2 separate regions of the Homo sapiens genome follow, and region 2 is linked to region 1. The links are chromatin loops, found by intact Hi-C in ENCODE. Cell type or tissue: dorsolateral prefrontal cortex. All regions are shown on one strand. Each heading gives the region's core, and the rest is flanking DNA. Links, peaks and the distances in the headings are about the cores only. Region 1 has its middle 34 kb from the start of RBBP6. Region 2 overlaps PRKCB (protein kinase C beta).

The links. Hi-C counts contacts between places; a loop is a spot of excess contacts. Peaks named below come from ENCODE experiments on the same cell type or tissue, not always from the same donor. Only the 100,000 strongest peaks of a DNase experiment are listed, where the experiment ranks them.
Region 2: a loop joins it to region 1, with 2.8 times the contacts of the local background. A loop is called at or near these places in 1 of 110 quality-filtered maps.

What each region holds. Positions count from the first base shown.
Region 1 is chr16:24,503,675-24,506,585 of GRCh38, forward strand. No RefSeq gene overlaps it. Among named protein-coding and RNA genes, the nearest start is that of RBBP6, 34 kb to the right of the region's middle. In dorsolateral prefrontal cortex, for the core only: CTCF peaks have their summits at 1,244 (motif pointing left) and 1,445; a DNase peak (open chromatin) is centred at 1,267.
Region 2 is chr16:24,133,894-24,136,804 of GRCh38, forward strand. The region is part of intron 9 of PRKCB (protein kinase C beta); the gene reads left to right. Among named protein-coding and RNA genes, the nearest start is that of MIR1273H, 68 kb to the right of the region's middle. RefSeq lists enhancers at 1,723-2,258, 2,795-2,911. In dorsolateral prefrontal cortex, for the core only: no CTCF peak of the experiment used is centred there; no DNase peak of the experiment used is centred there; H3K27ac peaks cover 1,113 bases.

The sequences.
Region 1 (2,911 bases), core at 123-2,622:
TCTGTGTGACCCCCAAAGAGCCACAGACAGAGATAAATGAAGGAGGGAGGTGGAGAGTTTTCTCCCTGGTTCAACGAACCCAAAAGATGTGTCTCAAAGACCAAAAACATCCGCACCTGGGGGCCGGGCACGGTGGCTCACACCTGTAATCTCAGCACTTTGGGAGGCCGAGGCAGGCAGATCACCTGAGGGCAGGACTTCAAGACCAGTGTGTCCAACGTGGCAAAATCTTGTCTCTACTAAAAACACAAAAATTAGCCGGGCATGGTTGCACCTACCTACAGTCCTAGCTACTAAGGAGGCTGAGGCAGGAGAATCACCTGAACCCAGGAGGTGGAGGTTACAGTGAGTCAAGAGCACCCCACTGCACTCCAGCCTGGGCAACAGAGCAAGACTCCATCTCAAAACAACAAACAACAACAACAAAAATATCTGCACCTGGGAAATGCTCAAAGCCTTTTGTATTTCATAGATCCCAGGCCTGAAATATATCAGCTGGTTCCTAATGGCAGTCAGGCTCTTGCCAATCTCAGCATCACACTGTGATTAAGAGCCCAGTGCTACATCTCCGTGCCGGCTTTTCATCTGTAACATGAAACTATACCTACCCCATAGAGTGTTACAATCATGAAATCAGTTAATAAGTGTAAAATTATTTAAGTTCCCAATACATCGTCAATACTCGGAAATTGTTATTATTACCTCCAGCTTTCGCTTTCTTTTGTGTCCTTTGTTCCCTGATGATTTCTCAGAAGTAACTCAATAAATTTGCCCTCCATACAAATCTCCATTCTCTTAGTCTAGTGATAAAATCCGAGGGTTGGTTGAGAAGGACAGAGAGCAACCTTGGAAAATGTGTTTGTATGACCAGCGCGGTTTCACAGGTTAAGTCATCTTCCCCTCCCGACACTTTTTTCAGGCTGGGTCTCGCTCTGTTTCCCAGGCTGGAGTGAAACAGCACAATCATAGCTCACTGCAGCCAGCCTAAACCTCCAGGGCTCAAGCAATCCTCCCAGCTTAGCCTCCCAAATAGCTGGGACAATAGGCCCTCGTCACAACTGCTGGCTAATTTTTTCGTATTTTGGAGCTCTCACTTTGTTGCTCAGGCTGGTCTGGAACTCCTGGGCTCCAGTGATCTTCCCGCCTCAGCTTCCCAAAGTGCAGAGATTACAGGCGTGAGCCACCGCGCCCTGCCTGGACACTTTAGAAATGGTGTTTTGGGCTGGGTTTAGGAGCTTTGAACTTTGGGGTTAGCCTGACCTCTAGTGGGCAAACAGAAAACAGTACAAAGCTGGCGGGAGATGCTCAAATGTGGCAAAGCGAAGTCCCCGCCCTGGCAGGACGCTTTATTGAGTAGCTGTTATTGACAGCTTACTAGATGTTGAATTTAAGCACCTCATTGAAGTCCACACAGATTGTAAGTGGCAGGGTTGGGGTCTCCCAAGCCTGTCTGGCCTCAGAGCCTTCTTGTTTATCCACAAGGCACAGCGCCTGGCTGGAGAAAACCATCACGTTGCATCCAGACAGGTGACCCAGTGGATAAAGCCCTTCCCTTACATCATTGAAACAACACACACATCCTGTGACAAAGGTTATTACACCCACTTCTTACACCTAGAAGCTGCAGTGCTCAACAGCCTAGCCCAAAGTCATACTCCGTCCTTCATTCAATGCTAATTTATCACTCAGTCTTCAGCATAGTGCTGGACACTGGAAATAAATGGAAAGCAAAACACACAAGATCCCTACCCTGCCCGCAAAAGGCTTGGAGATTAATCAGTTGCTACCAGAACTGAGGTCCCCGTTGCCCAGGCAAATGATCTTTTTGCTATGACACTAGGAATGCCAGCTGATTTTCTGGGTGGCTAGTTTTTGGTTTATTTGCTTGTTGTTGTTTTTTTGTTTGTGTTTTTGGTTTTTTTGAGACAGACTCTTGCTGTGTCACCCAAGCTGGAGTGCTGTGGTGTGATCTCAGCTCACTGCAACCTCTGTCTCCTGGGTTCAAGCGATTCTCGTGCCTCAGCCTCCCAAGTAGCTGAGACTACAGGCACCCACCACCATGCCTGGCTAATTTTTATTAGACGGGATTTCACCATGTTGGCCAGGCTGGTCTCAATCTCCTGACCTCAAGTGATCCACCTGCCTCAGGTGTCCCAAAGTACTGGGATTACAGTTGTGAGCCACTGCACCTGGCCTGGTCTTCTTACCTGGACTAGAAATTCAGCAAAGATGGGGATACTAGGGCTTAATTTTCTTTTACTCTATCCACAGATCCAGAGCCTGAGTCCAGTTCTGCCTGACTCCAAATTTCACCTTTTTTTCCCTTTTCTTTTCTTTTTTTTTTTTTTTTAATGAGACAAGGTCTTGCTCTGTCACCCAAGCTGGAGTGCAGTGGCACGATTATGACTCACTGCAGCCTCAATCTCCCAGGCTCAAGCAATCCACCCACCTCAGCCTTCCAAGAAGTTGAGACTATAGGCGCACACCACGCCTGGCTAATTTTTTTTATTTTTCATTTTTTAAAAATGTTTTGTAAAGATGGGGTTTCACTGTGTTGCCCAGGCTGATCTTGAACTCCTGGGCTCAAACAACCCTCCCATCTTGGCCTTCCAAAGTGCTAGGATCACAGGCATGAGTCACTGAGCCCTCTTTTCTTTTCCCTTAATTTTTATCTTAAGGACGGGATCTTGCTCTGTTGCCGAGACTAGAGTGCAGTGGCACAATCATAGCTCACTGCAGCCTCAGACTCTTGGCCTCAACCAATCCTCCTGTCTCAGCCTCTCACGTAGCTGGAACTATAGGCACAAATCACCACGCAATCTCACACTTTTAACCACTGCACTATAATACTTTGTCCCTGACTTCTGGGCACTGTTGTTTGATCTACAAAGTTCCATGTGGTTCCATGTAC
Region 2 (2,911 bases), core at 150-2,649, 370 kb before region 1:
TTAAATTTTTTTTTTTTTTTTGACAAGAGTCTCACTCTGTCACCCAGGCTGGAGTGCAGTGACGTGACCATGGTTCGCTGCAGCTTCAACCTCCCAGGCTCAAGCAATCCTCCCATCTCAGTCTCCCAAGTAGCTGGGACTACAGGCACATGCCACCACACCCAGCTAATTTTTTTATTGTTTTTGTAGAGACAGGGTCCCACTTTGTTGCCCAGGCTGGTCTCGAACTCCTGGGCTCAGGGAATCCTCCTGCCTTGACCTCTCAAAGTGCTAGGATTATAGGAGTGAACCACCATGCCCAGTCCAAACCACTACTCTTTCCTCTTCCTTTTTTCCTTTCTTTCTTCCTTCCTTCCCTTTCTCTCTTTTTGACTTTTTTGAAACAGCAGTTACAAAACGATTACAAGAGCTACCTAATGAGGCCAGGTGTGGTGGCTCATGGCTATAATCCCAGAGCCTCTAGAGGCCAAGCCTGGAGGATTGCTTGAGCTCAGGAGTTCAAGACCAGCCCAGCCTGAGCAACATAGCAAGACCTGATCTCTAAAAATGTGTTTAAAAATTAGCCAGACACAGCTGGATGCAGTGGGTCATACCTGTAATTGCAGCACTTTGGGAGGCTGAGGCAGGCAGATCACGAGGTCAGGAGTTTGAGACCAGCCTGGCCAACATAGTGAAACCCCATCTCTACTAAAAATACAAATAAAAATTAGCCGGGCGTGGTGGCGCATGCCTGTAATCCCAGCTACTCAAGAGGCTGAGGCAGGAGAATCACCTGAACCTGGGAGTCAGAGGTTGCAGTGAGTCGAGATCATGTCACTGCACTCCAGCCTGGGCGACAGAGCGAGACTCCGTCTCAAAGGAAAAAAAAAAAAGCCAGACACACTGGCACACAGTTGTAGTCCTAGCTACTCTGGAGGCTGGGGCAGGAAGAGAGGTTGAGCCCAGGAGTTCGAGGCTGAAGTGGCTATGATTACACCATTGCACTCCAGCCTGGACAGCAGAGGGACACCCTGTCTCTTATATATTTAGAAAGCTGCATAATGACATTTGTGGGTTTCTCCTTCTTCCATGAAAAAAAAAGCAAAAAATGGTATCTCATGACTGCATTGGTATGAAGACAAATATATTAATATTACATATTAAAACATGTACTTCCACCTAGGTTCACTTTTTTCCTTGTGATTTAAAAAAAAAAATTAAAGTGCCTTATGAACCTTGAAAACAGCATGGGCCCTGAGCACTGTGCCTGGTGGGTTTTGATGGAGAAGTCAGCCCTATGTTCCAGCTCCAGCATCTCAATAGCACCTCCCTCTGCAGCCTCCAAACTTTTCTTCCCAAAGGCCAGGGTGCTTAACTACCATGCTCTGTGAGCATGAGAGAGCATTCCAGAGTTCCAGGCCCCAGACCTCAGTGTCCCTTTTTTTTTTTTTTTTTTTTCCTTTTTGAGACAGAGTCTTGCTCTGTTGCCCAGGCTGGAGTGCAGTGGGGTGATCTTGAGTCACTGCACCTCCCAGGTTCAAGCAATTCTCCTGCCTCAGCCTCCCGAGTGGCTGGGATTACAAACGCCTGCCACCACGCCCAAGTAATTTTTATGTTTTTAATAGAGACAGGGTTTCACCATGTTGGCCAGGCTGGTCTCGAACTCCTGGCCTCAAGTGATCCGCCTGCCTCAGCCTCCCAAAGTGATGGGATTACAGGCTTGAGCCACCACACCTGGCCTCACAGCATCATCTGCTGGAGCCAAGCCCGGCACCAGATTTTAACAGGAAGAAATTGCCTGAGGAGATTAAAAGGCAGCTTAGTTCATGCCAGGAACAAAGGCCTTCTCTAAAGTCTGAGCTTCTGTTGTGGGAGTCTCTACTAATTTTAATCTCATTAGTGGTATGTATTCACACACAGACATATACATACATACATTAGATGTGGTTATATAATCCTACAGACAAAAGCACTTCCCTGTACTTCAGCCTGCTTTGCTATCTTCCTGCACCATATGGTGAGTTCCTTTATCATATGGTTCACAGATAGCTCAAAGTGTTTGCTACCTGTTTCCTTAATCCTCTTCCAGAGAACCTTTTTGACATTTGCTGTCTGATCTTGGATTCCTGCCTTCTCTTTGGTTCTATCGCAATTATGTCACTTCCCTGCCCCCACCAAGCCTTCAACCTTTCCTTCTTTCATATGCAATTCTGATTGCAGCGTGTTTTTTTTTTTTTTTTTGCCAACTCATCTTCCCAGATCCTCGTGAGGCCCTTCTTCCACCTTCCCGAATTTTCCAGGTCTCTCCTCAATGAAGTGACTTACTGCTCTTCCGCAGCCTCTGCCTTCAATTCTCAGAAGGTAGTATGTTACAAGACAAGATAAGGTTCATTTTTCTCAAGAAAATAAATTATATCAAGGAAAATGAAATGTCAGGAATTTAAGTTTTACAACCTTCCATCTGCTGCAAGTAGATTGTCAAGCCAGAGTGAGTAAAGCGGGTATTTGCTGAGAAGACATGGCTTGTTTCTGTGTATCTCAAGACACCCAGAGGCAAGAAGTGCCACCTGAATGAGAGAGCTTCCAGCAGTCTGATAACCATGGCTCCATCTGGGGGGTTGTAGGGGGGCCCCCAGCCTGTCATCCCTGCTTCTCGATGACATCTCTCTGCAGATACGCATCAGCACCACCTCTCTCAGCCTTGTTGATGCTTCTCAAGTCTCCATGTCTAATTCTCACATGTAGAATATCCTAGGAATCTAAAATCCCGGGAAAGAAAAACTGATGGGCCAGTGTGGACCAGGGATCCCTAGGATCCAATTCACTGTGACCGGGGAAGCGGTTACTTTTCCAACCATCCATCAGGAAAGATGACAAGAAAAGCAAATAGGATGTGGGCAGTTTTCCTATGAGAAAGAAGAAAACGACGGGC